2 separate regions of the Homo sapiens genome follow, and region 2 is linked to region 1. The links are chromatin loops, found by intact Hi-C in ENCODE. Cell type or tissue: IMR-90. All regions are shown on one strand. Each heading gives the region's core, and the rest is flanking DNA. Links, peaks and the distances in the headings are about the cores only.

Evidence for each region. Peaks named below come from ENCODE experiments on the same cell type or tissue, not always from the same donor. Only the 100,000 strongest peaks of a DNase experiment are listed, where the experiment ranks them.
Region 2: a loop joins it to region 1, with 27 times the contacts of the local background. A loop is called at or near these places in 2 of 110 quality-filtered maps.

What each region holds. Positions count from the first base shown.
Region 1 is chr19:50,919,391-50,927,715 of GRCh38, reverse strand. PPIAP59 (peptidylprolyl isomerase A pseudogene 59) reads left to right here and starts at 99. Exons shown (of 1, transcript XM_047439804.1): 1 at 99-849. The coding sequence starts at 99. The coding sequence ends at 638. In IMR-90, for the core only: a CTCF peak has its summit at 5,281 (motif pointing right); a DNase peak (open chromatin) is centred at 5,285.
Region 2 is chr19:50,666,331-50,674,655 of GRCh38, reverse strand. SHANK1 (SH3 and multiple ankyrin repeat domains 1) reads left to right here. Exons shown (of 24, transcript NM_016148.5): 22 at 2,542-2,638; 23 at 5,371-8,325. Among named protein-coding and RNA genes, the nearest start is that of C19orf81, 21 kb to the right of the region's middle. In IMR-90, for the core only: a CTCF peak has its summit at 5,108 (motif pointing left); no DNase peak of the experiment used is centred there; H3K27me3 peaks cover 4,907 bases.

The DNA of each region.
Region 1 (8,325 bases), core at 287-8,286:
GAAACAATGCTCAACTTCTTTCGTCATGAGAGGAAATCCAATTCAAGCCACAATTAGACGCTACCACCCACCCATCAGATCGGTTTTAAAAAATTAAAATAGGCTTTGCAGACACTGCCGCTGCGAGTCCTGTACTATCAGCCACGGTCAACCCCACCGTGTTCTTTGACATCGCCGTTGATGGAGAGCCCTTAGGCCACGTGTCCTTCGAGCTGTTTGCAGATAAGTTTCCAAAGTCAGCAGAAAAGGTTCATGCTCTGAGCACTGGAGAGAAAGGATTTGGTTATAAGGGTTCCTGCTTTCACAGAATTATTCCAGGGTTTATGTGTCAGGGTGGTGACTTCACACGCCATAAAGACACCGGTGGCAAGTCCCTCTACAGGGAGAAATTTGATGATGAGAACTTCATCCTAAAGCATACAGGGCCTGGCATCTTGTCCATGGCAAATGCTGGACCCAATACAAATTGTTCCCAGTGTTTCATCTGCACTGCCAAGACTGAGGGGTTGGATGGCAAGCACGTGGTCTTTGGCACGGTGAAAGAAGGCATGAAGATTGTGGAGGCCATGGAGTACTTTGGGCCCAGGAATGGCAAGACCAGCAAGGAGATCACCATTGCTGACTGTGAACAACTCTAAGTTTGACTTGTATTTTATCTTAACGACCAGACCATTCCTTCTGTAGCTTGGGAGAGAACCCCTTCACCCCACTTGCTTGCAGTATCCTAGAATCTTTGTGCTCTCACTGCAGTTCCCTTTGGGTTCCATGTTTTCCTTGTTCCCTTCCATGCCTAGCTGGATTGCAGAGTTAAGTTTATGATTATGAAATAAAAACTAAATAACAAAAAACTACAATAAATTCAATAAAAATAAATAAGATGAAAACGCCAAGATGTTGCACACTTCGTGGGGCACCTCGAACTCTCATACCTGGTTGAAGGGAGTGTCAAATGGTTCAACCGCTTCGGGAAAAAGTCTAGCAGTTTCTGATAATAAAAACCCCAGCCTGGGCCAGGTGCAGTGGCTCACGCCTGTAATCCCAGCACTTTGGGAGGCCAAGGTGGGCAGATCACTTGAGGCCAGGAGTTCGAGACCAGCCTGGCCAACATGGTGAAACCCTGTCTCTAACAAAAATGCAAAAATTAGCCAGGTATGGTGGTGGGAGACTGTAATTCCAGCTACTGGGGAGGCTGAGGCAGAACAATCACTTGAACCCCGGAGGTGAAGGTTGCAGTGAGCCGAGATCACAAAACTGCACTCCAGCCTGAGCGAAGGAGCAAGACTCTGTCTCAAAAAACAAAAATGAAAAAACACCCCATGATCTCACCAACCAGAGGAAACCAATGTTGACATTTGTGTGCGTGCGCGCGTGCGTGTGTGTGTATGTGTGTGCTGGACAGAGACAGGATAGCAGAGCAGCTAGGCACACAGTCTTCCGAGCCAAAATACAAGAATAATAGTACAAATGCAAGAATAATAGTACAACTTCACGGGGTTGTTTCAAGGATAATGGATTACTCAGCAAAGCTTTGGATTTGGATTTGGGTTTCAAGAAAAACTGTCGAGAAACCACTCTACCAAAACACCCCTGCAAGGCAGTAGACCAAGATGAGTGAAATTGTTCATCTTCACAATTAGGAGCTTGTCCTGAGTTTTTGTAGCTTTTTGAAACAGTGCACCTTAAGAAATAAGCCAGGTCTGCATCATCTATCTCCACTGATAACAATGAAGGGAGTCATCACTAGTTCTCACACTTAGTCACTGTTGTATAACTTACGCAACTGACTCAATGATGTTTCACAAAGTTTGTGACCAACTCAAAGGTGGTCTTTTGTTTTGTTTTGTTTTGCTTTTGTAGATAAAGTTTTATTGGAACACAGCCATGCTTATTCATGTATGTATTGAGTATGAGTTGTTCGATGAAGCAGAGTTGACTGGTTGATAACAGAAACCATATAGTCCACAGAACTTAAAATATCTTTAAAATTGCAATTTAAAAATATTTCCCTTATTTTATTTTATTTTTTATTTTATTTTATTTTATTTTTTGAGATGGAGCCTTGCTCTGTTGCCCAGGCTGGAGTACAGTGGCATGATCTCGGCTCACTGCAAACTCCACCTCCCGGGTTCAAGCGATTCTCCTGCCTCAGCCTCCTGAGTAGCTGGGATGACAGGTGTGCGCCACCACGCCCGGCTAATTTTTGTATTTTTAGTAGAGACGGGGTTTCACCATGTTGGCCAGGCTGGTCTCGAACTCCTGACCTCAGATGATCTGCCCACCTCGGCCTCCCAAAGTGCTGGGATTACAGGCATGAGCCACCACGCCCAGCCTGAAAATTTCTTTATGGTGATGAAGTAGTTCTGTATCCCAACTGTGGTGATGGTTACCTTTATCTATAGAGCTATAAGAACTAGATACATGAAAAGAGAGACAGAGAGAAACAGAGACAAACAGATGGTGGGGATGGGGTGGAGAGAGAGACAGAGAGAGAGATGTAAAAAATGATGAAATCCAAATAAGGTCTCTATGTGAGTTAACAGCATGGTATCAACGATGTTTTCCTAGTTTTGACAGTGTACTATCCTTATAAAAAATGTTACCATTGGGAGAATCTGGATGAAGGGTACATGGGCATTATTGCACTAGTTTGCAATTTTTGTGAGTTTTGAACTGTTTCAAAATAAAATGTCATAATAAAAATGTGTCTGGCATATCGGAAGTGCTCAGTAAAAAATATTGTCGTCCTCCTAGATCTCTCTGATTGCATTTTCCCTTCGACTTTATTTGCTGTATTGCCAGTGTCTATTTTCTGGCCAGCTCTAATCATTGCAGAATGAGCAATGAGATCCCTTTAGGAAAAAAAAAAAAGTTCCTCCCACTGAGTTCTCGCAGGCTGAAAGACTCTCTAGCAGAAAGCTTGACAGCCATATGTGTAATTATGAATCATCTGTAATTTTCACACCAGCTATTGTTTTATAACTTGTGTAATTATCCAAACAGTGTTTCACAAACCTTGACACTAACCAGGCATTACAGGTCTTCAATTCTGATAACAAGAAAGAGAATTCACCAAGTGGTCTAAGCTCCGGGAGACACGTTTCTTGGTGCGAAACCCAGCCTGGTGGCTAAAGGCAAGAGAAAAAAAAATAAAAACACATCTTTGTATGCATCTGTCCCTGTGCCACAAAATCCTGGAAGATGATCCAAAAAAACATATTCTAGTTTTTGTGTTTTGAAGAGGGATGAAGACAGGACAGGTTGGGGAACAAAGTTAGGTGGAGGTTTATCACTCTGTATTTTTTATAAACATATTTTTTTACCATGTAAAAATATTTTCTTCTTTTTTTTTTTTTTTCTGAGATGGAGTCTCACTTTGTCACCCAGGCTGGAGTCCAGTGGCGCGATCTCAGCTCACTGCAACCTCCGCCTCGTAGGTTCAAGCGATTCTCCTGCCTCAGCCTCCCAAGTAGCTGGGATTACAGGCACGCATCACTATGTCTAGCTAACTTTTGCATTTTTAGTAGAGACAGGGTTTCGCCATGTTGGCCAGGCTGGTTTTGAACTCCTGGCCTCAAGTGATCCACCCACCTTGGCCTCCCAAAATGCTGGGATTACAGGCATGAGCCATAGTGCCTGGCCGAAAATATTTTCTATTCAAAAAATTAAATAGAAATGATGTTACACACACACACTTGTGCCAGAGTCCCTGTGTCCAAACCTGGCTGCTCCTTACTGTGTGACCTTGGAAAATGACTTAAAAAATTTTTTTAATAGAGAAAGGGTCTCACTATATTGCCCAGGCTGGCCTCGAACTCCTGGACTAAAGCAATCCTCCCTCCTCGCCTCCCAGGATTAAAGGTGGGATTAAAGGTGTGAACCATGGCACCTTGACTTAGAAAATAACTTTAATCTCCCTTTGCCTCAGTTTCTTCCTATTTATAGTGGCGATAGAAACAGTAGCAACTTCCTAGGGTGGCTGGGAATATAAACAAGTTCATTCCTGCAAATCCCTTAAGACTATGGTACAGCACACACACTTAGCATGTGTTACCAATTAGCGGCAGTGTTCTCCCACTTCAGTAAGTGTGGAACCAAACAAAGATTTGCTTTCTTCTCACCTTTCCCCAATCTAACAAATCTAGCCAGTGAGAATTTTGCGGAGAAAAGCTGATTTCCTTTTCAAATGGGGAAAGAAATCAATTCAGAAATTGATTGTTTGCAGACAACAGAGTGGCAGGTGAGAGCGCTGGGGATCTGCACTTTTTTTTTTTTTTTTTTTTTTTGAGATGGAGTTTTACTCTTGTTGCCCAGGCTGGAGTGCAGTGGCACCATCTCAGCTCACCGCAACCTCTGCCTCCCGGGTTCAAGCAATTCTCCTGCCTCAGCCTCCGGAGTAGCTGGGATTACAGGCATGCAGCACGACGCCTGGATAATTTTGTATTTTTAGTAGAGACAGGGTTTCTCCATGTTGGTCAGGCTGGTCTCAAACTCCCAACCTCAGGTGATCCGCCCACCTCTGCCTCCCAAAGTGCTGGGATTACAGGTATGAGCCACCATGCCCGGCCCTGCACCATTTTTTTTTTAAGACAGGCTTATGATTTTATCCTATAATATTAAGTACAACAACTCAAGTTAAAGAATCTGCTGGGTGCAGTGACTCACCTGTAATCCCAGCACTTGGGAGGCCGAGGTGGGAGGACGGTTTGAGGCCTGGAGTTGAAGACCAGCCTGGGCAACGTAGTGAGACCCTGTCTCTATTTTTAAAAAATGACTATAGCCACTCAATTATGTGAGAAGTTAATTATTATTATTATCTGCATGGTTGTTATTTGACTATATGGGTGCACAGCGGAGCGGGAGATGGCGAAGGGCAACCAAGGTCACCATGTGACTTCATTGTATTCATAGCAATAATTGGAGATACCATTTGCCGGGCTCTTGTGTGTCCAACGTGTTGTGTGGACGTCCCCATTGAAACTTCACATAAACCCATGCGATGTCGCTATCCTCAGCTGAGGAAAGCCGACCATGAGGCCAGACACTCAGCCCTCGCCTGATGTCACGCTTGAACCCCTCCCTTTACATCTGAGAGACCCAAAGTCAGGACCATGACTTGGTGTCCCCAGGTGGAAAGCTCTGGTGGCGGCCAGCCCTGCTTCCTGCCACCTCTGCTCCCGTTTCTGGATCCTGAGCCGGATGCTGCGGCCCAGGGTGACTGGCGCAAGAGAACCCTGGGCCCACAACCTTTAGTCCTCCCCGAGTATGTCTCTCCGGCTCCACTAGGTGGCAGTATTGCACAGTTGTAGGCGCACTTGCTCCGAGCTTGGGGAGTGCCCAGCCCAGCGCTCTCACCTGCCCGCTGTTTTCTGCAAACAACCCGGGAGCTTCTCTGTGACTCTTTGTTTAAATCTATAAAGTGAGGGTGATAATAGTTCCCACCTCATGGAGATTAAATGAGTTCACATTTACAAAGAGCCTAGAATAATGCCTGGCACAAGATAAAGTACGTTACAAGAGTAGCTATGATGATGATGTTCATGGTCAGGGTGATGGATGACTCCTTTTGTGGTGTTGTTTCGTTATTTGTGACTTTCTTTCCCTCTGATCTCTTTATATCCATGTCTCTGTGTGTCCATGCTTTTTTCTCCACCGAGGTCACAAACTCAGCCACCTCCTGGGGCCAGGCAGGAAGTATAAATGAGGGAAGCTGACTGTGTGTGGGCCAAGGAAAACCACAGGGTGCCCCCGGGGTGGCCACTCAGCACCTGCTGATGCTGGATTATGGCCACGTGGGAATGCAGGCGTGATATTGACTGATACCGTGGCCTTTTCAAGAGAAACTTGCAATCTCTTGACCTTTTAATGCTCGTGATCCATTCAAACAAACAAACAAGCAAACAAAAAAGTCCAGACTCTACGAGACAGGCCAGATGTGTCTGCAGCCTGCATGTTGTTCAAGAGCCCTCTGTGGGTGGCCCGGGTAGAGATCCTAAGAAATTGCAATGAATTTCACTCCATAACCAGAGGAGCCAGGAAGCAGTTCATGAAAGTTTCCTTTTATGAAACAGAAACGATAAGGCTTTCTCCTCTCCTTTCAGAAAAAAACCATGGCTTTCCCCTTTAAGAAGGAAATCTGCTTTTAATCAGCAATTTGGCAGCTGAATTTGTCAAGCTAGGAGAATGAAATCCAGACTCAGTTTTGAAATGAGTTCGTGAAAGAAAAATAAATCTTGGGGCCCCCAAAATTACTAAGCTAAAGGGAAAAGTCCAGCTGGGCACTGCTTAGAGCCCACCAGACTCCCATTCTATTCAAACCCACCCTCTACTCACTGAGATAAATGCATATCTGGCCGGGGTGCGGTGGCTCACGCCTGTAATCCCAGCACTTCGGGAGGCTGAGGCGGGCAGATCACAAGATCAGGAGATTGAGACCATCCTGGCTGACATGGTGAAACCCTGTCTCTATTAAAAATACAAAAAAATTAGCTAGGCTTAGTGGCGGGCACCTGTAGTCCCAGCTACTCGGGAGGCTGAGGCAGGAGAATCACTTGAACCTGGGAGGTGGAGGTTGCAGTGAGCCAAGATCACGCCACTGCAATCCAGGCTGGGCAACAGAGCAAGACTCCATCTCAAATAATAATAATAATAATAATAATAATAATAATAATAAATAAATAAATGCACAGCTGATTGCCTTCTTTGGAGAGGCTAATCAGAAACTCAGAAGAATGCAACCGTTTGTCTCTTATCTACCTTTGACCCGGAAGCCCCCTCCCCGCTCGAGTTGTCCCACCTTTCCAGACCAAACCAATGTTCATTTTATATATGTTGATTGATGTCTCATGCCTTCCTAAAATGTACGAAACCAAACTGTGCTCTGCTGACCTTGGGCACACATCGTCAGGACCTCCTGAGGCTGTGTCACGGGCACACGTCATCAACCTTGGCAAAATAAACTTTCTGAAAAATCTGAGACCTGTCTCAGATTTTCAGGATTCACAACTTGTACGGACTGTATTCTCTCGCTCCTTGAGTTCATGGTGAGCTCAAGGTGGAGACAATAAGAATCTTCCAAAGTGTTGCTGAGATGTTTAATCTATTTGGAACTACAAACGAATCCCCTATGCTTGGGTTTGCATCATGTTTTGTTAAATATCATTTCAGATATTTGCAGAATAATATTAACAATGACAATGAAAGCTAACGCTTATGAAGCACTTCCTTTGCGCCTGGCAGAGTTCTAACTGCCTTGTATGTACTAATTCATTTAATCCTTCTAACATTCTATGAGACAACTACTGTAACTATCCCCATTTCACGGATAAGGAATCGAGGCACAGAGAAAGTACGATTTGCCTAAGGTTGCCCGGCTAGTGAATGGCAGAGCAGAGATTTGAACTATGACAAGTGTGTATTCCAGAGTCCGTCTCTTAATCAGTGTAAAACGCAATGCCAATTTCAAAACGGTTTCTGTTACTGTAAATCACTTGTTCATAAGAGCATGAATTTTTCTGTCCTTGGAACATTTGTCCTCAGTGAATGGTTTTGTTTTGCTTTGTTTTGTTTTGTTGAGACAGTCTCGCTCTGTCGCCCAGGCTGGAGTGCAGTGGCACGATCTCGGCTCACTGCAAGCTCTGCCTCCCGGGTTTACGCCATTCTCCTGCCTCAGCCTCCTGAGTAGCTGGGACTACAGGTGCCCACCACCAAGCCTGGCTAATTTTTTGTATTTTTGATAGAGACGGGGTTTCACTGTGTCAGCCAGGCTGGTCTCGATCTCCTGACCTCATGATCTGCCCACTTTGGCCTCCCAAAGTGCTGGGATTACAGGCGTGAGCCACCGCACCAGGCCAGTCCTCAGTGAATGTTTACTGATCAACTACTATGTGCCAGGCATCGTCCCTGGCATTGGGGATACAATGGTGACCCTGACAGGGTCATGTTTTGTTCCTCATGGAGCTTATGGTCTAGCAGAGGCAGGCACAATAAACGAGCAAATCACTGAATATGCCGCGATTTTTGAGTACACAGAATAATACCCCCTCTCCAAAGATGTCCATGTCCCAATCCCCAGACCCCGTGCATATGTGACCTCACGTGGCAGAACAGACTTTGCAGATGGATTAAGTGGATGATCTGGAGATGAGGAGATTATCCTGGATTACCCGAGGGGGCTCCAGGTGATCACAAAGATCACCTTGATCACCCATAAGAGGGAGACAGAAGAGTCAGTCAGAGAAGGAGGGTGAGTACATGAAGCGGAGGTCAGGATGATGCAGGCGACTGTTGGCTTTGAAGATGGAGGATGCGGCCACCAGCCAAGGTAGG
Region 2 (8,325 bases), core at 324-8,323, 250 kb after region 1:
CTGAAATGTACAGTTGAATGGCTAGTGGCTGCTCTAGGGGGGCACTGCAGGCCTAAAGGAAGCGGGTAGCCGGGCCAGGGTGGAGGGCTAAGATAACAGAGCTTTCCCAAGCAGAGCCCAGAGCCCAGGGAAAGGATGCTCCATGCAGAGTCTCGGAAGTGAGAAGCGAGGGAACTGGGAATGGTTGTGAATGGCTGGAGGAAAGAGGCAGGAGGGGGTATAGTGGGAAGTGCAGGAAGTAAGGGTTCATCCCAAAGGTGCGAACTTCATTCCGAGAGGGCTCCCTTTCTCTGCACTTCTGGTCTCAAAGATGGAGAAGGGAGACACATGGGGTGACCTGGCAGAAGCTGGGGAGTCAGGGCCCCGAAGTGCCTGACCTTGGCTGATTCTCCCTGTTACTCATCTAACACTTGCTTGTAGAACAGCAGGCCCTATGCGGGGACCGGGGACTCAGTAGGAAAGGAGACTGATAAAGTCACTACCCTACCCTCAGGCAGGTTTCATAATGACTTCCATGAACCTTAGGCACTTTTGCCCTTCTGCATTAAAAAAAAAAAAAATAGGCCAACACGGTGGCTCATGCCTGTAATCTGAGAACTTTTGGGGAGGCCAAAGTGGGAGGATCGCTGGAGCCCAGGAATTTGAGATGAGCCTGGGCAACATAGCAAGAACTCGCCTCTGCAAAAAAATTTAAAAATTAACTGGATGTGATTGTGCCTGCCTATAGTCCCAGCTACTCAGAAGGTTGGGGTTGGGATCGCTTGGGCCCGGGAGGCCAAGGCTGCAGTGAGCCGTGTTAACGCCACTGCACTCCAGCCCTGTCTCAAAAAAAAAAAAAAAAGTTTAAATTTTATGACTTTGTTGCTGCAAAGACCGATATTATCCAGGGTACAATTTTCTCTTTTCTTTTTTTCTTTCACTTCTACTTTGAAAAGAAATGAAAACACTTCCCCTAAAAGCATCATGGGCCCTAGACACTGTAGGTGCGATGCCTGGGATACATCAGCCCCGCCTTCAGGGAGTTTCTAGGCTAGTGGAGGAAACAGACAGCAAGTAAACAAGATGGTTTCTGGGGAAGAGAGATGCTGTGAAGAAAATGGGACAGAGGGAAGTGCAGTCTGGGTAGGGGGCCGGGGAAGGTCTCGCCGAGGAGAACTTCGCGCTGAAAAGGAACTGTGACAATAAGAGGGAAAGCTGTTGCCGAGAGAACCAGGGCTCGCAGGTGTTCTCCAATGAGGGTAGACCTGGGGCTGACAGAGGAGAAGGAAGAGGTGGGGGTGGAGGTGGACCAAGGGAGCAAGTGGGAAATGGGGGCAGGGCTGGGTCCCGCCTGCAGGACCTGTCTTCGTGTGGGCTTCCCTAGAACGGGAGCCGGAGGTGGGGATTCCTGTACCAAGGGTTTGCTACGGGGGAACCTTCAGGGAGTGTGGGAGACTGGCTGGGGTTGTGGAAGGAAGTCAAGCAGACACGGTTCACGCTGGAGTGGGAACCCATGGGGTCAGGCTGGGCACCCCGGCTTTAGTGCTGCCTCGGGCCTCCGTATCCGTCCATCGTGGGCTGTGGGCTGCTCCAGGAAGCAGGGACACATAACGGACTGGGCGAGTCCAGGACTCTGAAGGAGGGTGATTCTTAAGGGCTGCAGGCAGGTGACCCTCCCAGCAGTGGGTGAGGGATGGGATGCTGCATCCAGGGGGAGGGCAGCTGCAGGGGCACCAGCAGTGCCTGCCATAGAGGGTCTTGTAGACCAGAGTTGGGAGTTTGGTCCCCTCTGATCTCCTCCTAACTGACATGGGATTTCAAGCAGGGGCAATAGCATGCTTTTTGAAAGATGCCTCTGACTCTTGTGTGGAAAACAGACTGGAACAGGGTGGGGGATCAAGGATGGCAGCAGGGAGATGAGGGAAGAGGCTGCTCCATCCCGGAGAACACTGGTGGGGACCTGGATGTGGGCAGTGGCTGGAGGAAGGAAGCAGATCAAGAGTCGATGGAAAATCTGCTTTCTTCTCCTTTCTTTCTCCTTCCTGCCCAGACTTGAGGCTTTTCATTCCCGCAGAATTCCCTTTCGCCTTCTTTTCTTTTTTTTTTTTTTTTTTTTTTTTTGAGACAGAGTCTGGCTCTGTCGCCCAGGCTGGAGTGCAGTGGTGTGATCTTGGCTCACTGTAGCCTCCACCTCTCCACCTCATGGGTTCAAGTGATTCTCAAGCCTCAGCCTCCCGAGTAGCTGGGATTACAGGCGCCTGCCACCATGCCTGGCTAATTTTTGTATTTTTAGTAGAGAGACGAGGTTTTGCCATGTTGGCCAGGCTGGTCTTGAACTCCTGACCTCAGGTGATCCTCCTGCCTCAGCCTCCCAAAGTGCTGGGATTACAGGCGTGAGCCACGTTGCCCGGCCTCCTTCCACCGTCTTCACACTGCTCTCCCTTACGGCAGGGGCTTAGGGAAGGAATGGGGGCAGCCGTATAGTGAAGCCACAAGCCTTTCTGCGCTGACTGATCTCTCTCTATCTTTTCTCTCTCTCCCCCTCTGACTGCCGCTCCAAAGTCGAGCTTCGATCCCCACCACCGTGCCCAGCCAAGTTACGAGCGTCCTTCTTTCCTGCCTCCAGGACCTGGGTTGATGCTCCGGCAAAAATCTATCGGTATGCCACCCAGAAGAAGAGATGTGGGGGCTGGGGGAGGCCAGGAACGTGACAGTTCAGGAAAAGCAAGCAGACTTGGAAATGTTCTGTGCTCCCAGAGAGACCATAGTTTCATCAAATTGGGTTAAGAGTTCAGGCTTTGGAAATGGGTGAACTTGGCCATGAATCCTGGCTCCCCTCCTTCCCAGCTGTGTGAACTGGGGCAGGTGGCTTGACTTCTCTGGGCCTCTGGCTCTACATCTGGAGAATGGGGATGCAGTGAGCTAAAGCCCCCGCTACAGCTTTCTGGTTGTTTCTCTTATACCCGATTCCATCCATTCATTCATTTTACAAGTGTTTACCAAGCGCTCCCCACATGCCAGGAATTGTTCTAGAATGGGGATACGTCAGCGAATAAAACAGACTAAAGGTTCCTGCCCTCATGGGCTTGCCTTATAGCAGGGGAAGACAGATAATGGATTATAAGGAAAATAAGCAAGAAAATTATCTAGTATGTTAGCAGTTGTACGTGCTATGGAAAACAAAAAAAAGAGTGGGCCGGGCGCAGCGGCTCACGCCTGTAATCCCAGCACTTTGGGAGGCCGAGGCAGGCAGATCACAAGGTCAGGAGATCGAGACCATCCTGGTTAACATGGTAAAATCCCATCTCTACTAAAAATACAAAAAATTAGCCGGGTGTGGTGGCGGGCACCTGTAGTCCCAGCTACTCAGGAGGCTGAGGCAGGAGAATGGCGTGAACCCGGAAGGCAGAGCTTGCAGTGAGCCGAGAACGTGCCACTGCACTCCAGCCTGGGCGACAGAGCAACCCTCTGTCTCAAAAAAAAAAAAAAAAAAAAAGAGTGAAAAAAAATAATGGAGTAAGGTAAGAGAGATAGGGAGTGCTGGGTAGGGGGCAGGGTGCAGGTTTGAGCTAAAACCTATAGATGGGCCAGGCACAGTGGCTCACACGTGTAATCCCAGCACTTTGGGAGGCCGAGGCAGGCGGATCACAAGGTCAGGAGTTCAAGACCAGCCTGACCAACATGATGAAACCCCATTTCTACTAAAAATACAAAAATTAGCCAAGCGTGGTGGCATGTGCCTGTAATCCCAGCTACTCAGGAGGCTGAGGCAGGAGAATAGCTTGAACCCGAGAGGCAGAGGTTGCAGTGAGCAAAGATCGCACCATTGCACTCCAGCCTGGGCGACAGAGCGAGACTCTGTCTCAAAAAAAAAGAAAAGAAAAAAAAACACCTAGAGATGAAGTGGGGAATCGTGAGGCTCCCTGGGGTTGAGGCATTCCAGGCAGAGCGAACTACCTCTGCAAAGGTCCTGAGGTCGGGCTGAGTCTGGTGCGTTTACAGAACAGGGAGGAGGCCTGTGTAGCAGGGGCCAAGTGAGCACTGGACATGAGGGCAGTGGGGGGACAGGGTCCCGATCCTGCAGGGTCTGGGGAGTCATGGTGAGGACTTGAACCTTTGCCCTGAGTGAGGTGAGTGAATGGCAGGGCTCTAAGCAGAGGAGGGACATGAGCTGACTTCGGTTTTAACAGAAACCCTCTGGCTGCTGTGAAGGGACTAGATTGAAGGGGATGAGCTGGGAAGCCGGGGGACCAAAGAGGAGGTGACAGCTATTGCTATCCAGATAGGAAATGATAGTGGCTGGCCCAGGGTGTTGACTCTGGAGGGGTGAGAAGGGATTGGATTCCGGATATGTTTTGAAACAACAGGATTTGCTGGTGGATTGGATGTGGGTGACTTGAGGAAGAAAGCTAAGAGTGGCTGCAAGGTTTTCAGTCTTAGCACCTGAAAGGACAGAGCTGCTGTTTGCTGCGGTGGTGGGGAGGGACCGTGGGCTGGGAGGAGTCTGTTGGTGAGGAGATCAGGAGCTTGGGTTGGAGCGTTTGGAGTCTGAGATGCCCGTGAGACAGCCAGCTGGGTGTGGGTATTTGAATATAGGGGCCCAGAGCTCAGGGCGGAGGATGGGGCCCCAGGCATAAACGTGGGCGTCGACAGCAGAAAGGCAGTGAATGAAGCTGGTCACTAGTTGAGAGGGAGTAGTCAGAGGTGAGAAGAGGTTCAAAGACCGAGCCTTGGCAGTGAAGTAAGCAAAGACTTAACTCCTGCACGCCTCCTGGAGTTGTTTTTCCCTGATTGGATTCAGCTTTCCCCAACTCCTGGCGTTCAAAGTCCACCAGTGTGAGTCTTACACTCCCACTGAGTGTGGGGTCCACCTGGCTCGCATCGTTTACCTGATTTTTTTTTTTATAGATCCAATCCCTTTTAAACTTTAGCCTCATCATAAGTGGTTCTCTCTGTAGAATCACAGCTTTGATGTGCTGGTTGCATTTCTTTCCCGCATATACGTGAAAAGAAACACGCATCTATGCATAAACACGAGGGGACTATCCCTTCCCAGCTCCAGCCACTTTTGCTGGCCCCAAACCGTTCACTGAGCCTTTGAACGGAATTAGAAAATGGCGCCCCCTCCTGGCGTGGGGAGGAAGTTCTGCTGAATTTCAGTTTCCTCACCTTCCTTGCGGTTTGCAGTTGTGCAGTGCACAACCTGTACCTCTGTATGAAGCAGATTTGGGTTTACCTCAAATAGGGAAGAGCTGGGCGAGTCCACGTGAAGTTCCTGGCATATACGGGGTGCCATTCTTGTCATTAGTATTGTTGCGGTTCTATGGGATAGTGGAGCAGGGAGACCCTCCCCGCCAGGGTCCCCCTCCTTGAGCCTCTGTATCTCCCCAGGTGCGGCAGAAGATGACAGACCTTACCTAGCACCCCCAGCCATGAAATTCAGCCGCAGCCTGTCTGTGCCTGGTTCGGAGGACATTCCCCCGCCACCCACCACGTCCCCACCGGAGCCTCCCTACAGCACACCTCCAGTCCCCTCCTCCTCAGGGCGCCTCACCCCCTCCCCTCGGGGAGGGCCCTTCAACCCTGGCTCTGGTGGCCCCCTCCCCGCCTCCTCCCCTGCATCCTTTGACGGGCCCTCCCCTCCCGACACTCGCGTGGGGAGCCGCGAGAAGAGCCTGTACCACAGTGGGCCCCTGCCCCCGGCCCACCACCACCCGCCCCACCACCACCACCACCACGCCCCGCCCCCTCAGCCCCACCACCACCACGCCCACCCCCCTCATCCTCCCGAGATGGAGACAGGCGGCTCTCCCGACGACCCTCCACCCCGCCTGGCTCTGGGGCCCCAGCCCAGCCTGCGAGGCTGGAGGGGCGGCGGGCCCAGCCCGACCCCGGGGGCCCCGTCCCCATCGCACCACGGCAGCGCGGGCGGGGGCGGCGGCTCCTCCCAGGGCCCGGCTCTACGCTATTTCCAGCTGCCCCCGCGGGCGGCCAGCGCAGCCATGTACGTGCCCGCCCGCTCGGGCCGCGGCCGCAAGGGCCCGCTGGTCAAGCAGACCAAGGTGGAAGGCGAGCCCCAGAAGGGCGGCGGCCTCCCGCCCGCGCCGTCGCCCACGTCCCCGGCCTCCCCGCAGCCGCCGCCCGCCGTGGCCGCGCCCTCGGAGAAGAACTCCATCCCCATCCCCACCATCATCATCAAGGCCCCGTCCACCAGTAGCAGCGGCCGCAGCAGCCAGGGCAGCAGCACCGAGGCGGAGCCCCCCACCCAGCCGGAGCCCACGGGAGGCGGCGGCGGCGGCGGCTCCTCGCCCAGCCCCGCCCCGGCCATGTCACCCGTGCCCCCGTCCCCCTCGCCCGTGCCCACCCCCGCCTCGCCCAGCGGCCCGGCCACGCTGGACTTCACGAGCCAGTTCGGGGCCGCCCTGGTGGGGGCGGCCCGGAGGGAGGGGGGCTGGCAGAATGAGGCGCGCCGGCGCTCCACGCTGTTCCTGTCCACCGACGCGGGGGACGAGGACGGCGGGGACGGCGGGCTGGGCACAGGGGCGGCCCCGGGCCCGCGGCTGCGCCACTCCAAATCCATCGACGAGGGCATGTTCTCCGCCGAGCCCTACCTCCGACTGGAGTCTGCGGGCAGCGGCGCGGGCTACGGCGGCTACGGGGCCGGTAGCCGAGCCTACGGGGGTGGCGGGGGCAGCAGCGCCTTCACCAGCTTCCTGCCCCCGCGACCCCTGGTGCACCCGCTGACCGGCAAGGCCCTGGATCCCGCCTCCCCGCTGGGGCTGGCCCTGGCCGCCCGCGAGCGAGCGCTGAAGGAGTCCTCGGAGGGCGGCGGGGCCCCCCAGCCGCCTCCCAGGCCCCCATCGCCCCGCTACGAGGCCCCGCCGCCCACCCCGCACCACCACTCGCCCCACGCCCACCACGAGCCAGTGCTGCGTCTCTGGGGGGCCTCCCCGCCGGACCCTGCGCGCCGGGAGCTGGGGTACAGGGCCGGGCTGGGCAGCCAGGAGAAGTCCCTTCCCGCCAGCCCGCCCGCCGCCCGGCGTTCCCTGCTACACCGCCTGCCGCCCACCGCTCCCGGGGTGGGGCCCCTCCTGCTGCAGCTGGGGACGGAGCCCCCGGCCCCGCACCCCGGAGTAAGCAAGCCCTGGAGGTCCGCAGCCCCCGAAGAACCCGAGCGGCTGCCGCTGCACGTGCGGTTCCTTGAAAACTGCCAGCCCCGGGCCCCTGTGACGAGCGGAAGGGGTCCCCCCTCGGAGGACGGGCCGGGGGTCCCGCCGCCCAGCCCACGCCGGTCCGTGCCCCCCTCCCCGACCTCCCCGAGGGCCAGCGAAGAGAACGGGCTGCCCCTGCTGGTCCTGCCGCCTCCCGCCCCCTCGGTGGATGTGGAAGATGGCGAATTCCTTTTCGTGGAACCGCTGCCTCCGCCTCTGGAATTCTCCAACAGCTTCGAAAAGCCAGAGTCGCCCCTCACGCCTGGGCCTCCCCACCCGCTGCCCGACACACCTGCCCCTGCCACCCCGTTACCCCCTGTGCCACCCCCGGCTGTGGCCGCAGCCCCTCCCACCCTGGACTCCACCGCATCCAGCCTGACATCCTATGACAGCGAGGTGGCCACCCTGACCCAGGGGGCCTCCGCCGCTCCTGGGGACCCCCATCCACCAGGCCCGCCTGCCCCAGCAGCACCGGCTCCCGCTGCCCCACAGCCTGGCCCGGACCCTCCGCCTGGCACGGATTCTGGCATCGAGGAGGTGGACAGTCGGAGCAGCAGTGACCACCCACTGGAGACCATCAGCAGCGCCTCCACGCTGAGCAGCCTATCTGCCGAAGGTGGTGGCAGCGCAGGGGGTGGGGGCGGGGCTGGGGCCGGTGTGGCCAGTGGGCCGGAGCTTCTGGACACCTATGTGGCCTACCTGGACGGCCAGGCCTTTGGGGGCAGCAGTACTCCCGGCCCGCCATACCCTCCTCAGCTCATGACTCCCTCTAAGCTCCGGGGCCGGGCGCTAGGAGCCAGCGGAGGCCTGCGGCCTGGCCCCAGCGGGGGACTCCGAGACCCTGTTACCCCCACCAGCCCCACCGTCTCGGTGACAGGGGCTGGAACCGATGGGCTGCTGGCCCTGCGTGCTTGTTCAGGACCCCCCACGGCAGGCGTGGCGGGGGGTCCGGTGGCTGTAGAGCCAGAAGTCCCACCGGTGCCCTTGCCGACGGCCTCCTCTCTGCCCCGGAAGCTGCTGCCCTGGGAGGAGGGCCCGGGCCCACCGCCACCACCTCTGCCCGGGCCCTTGGCCCAGCCTCAGGCCTCAGCCTTGGCCACAGTAAAAGCCAGCATCATCAGTGAACTCAGCTCCA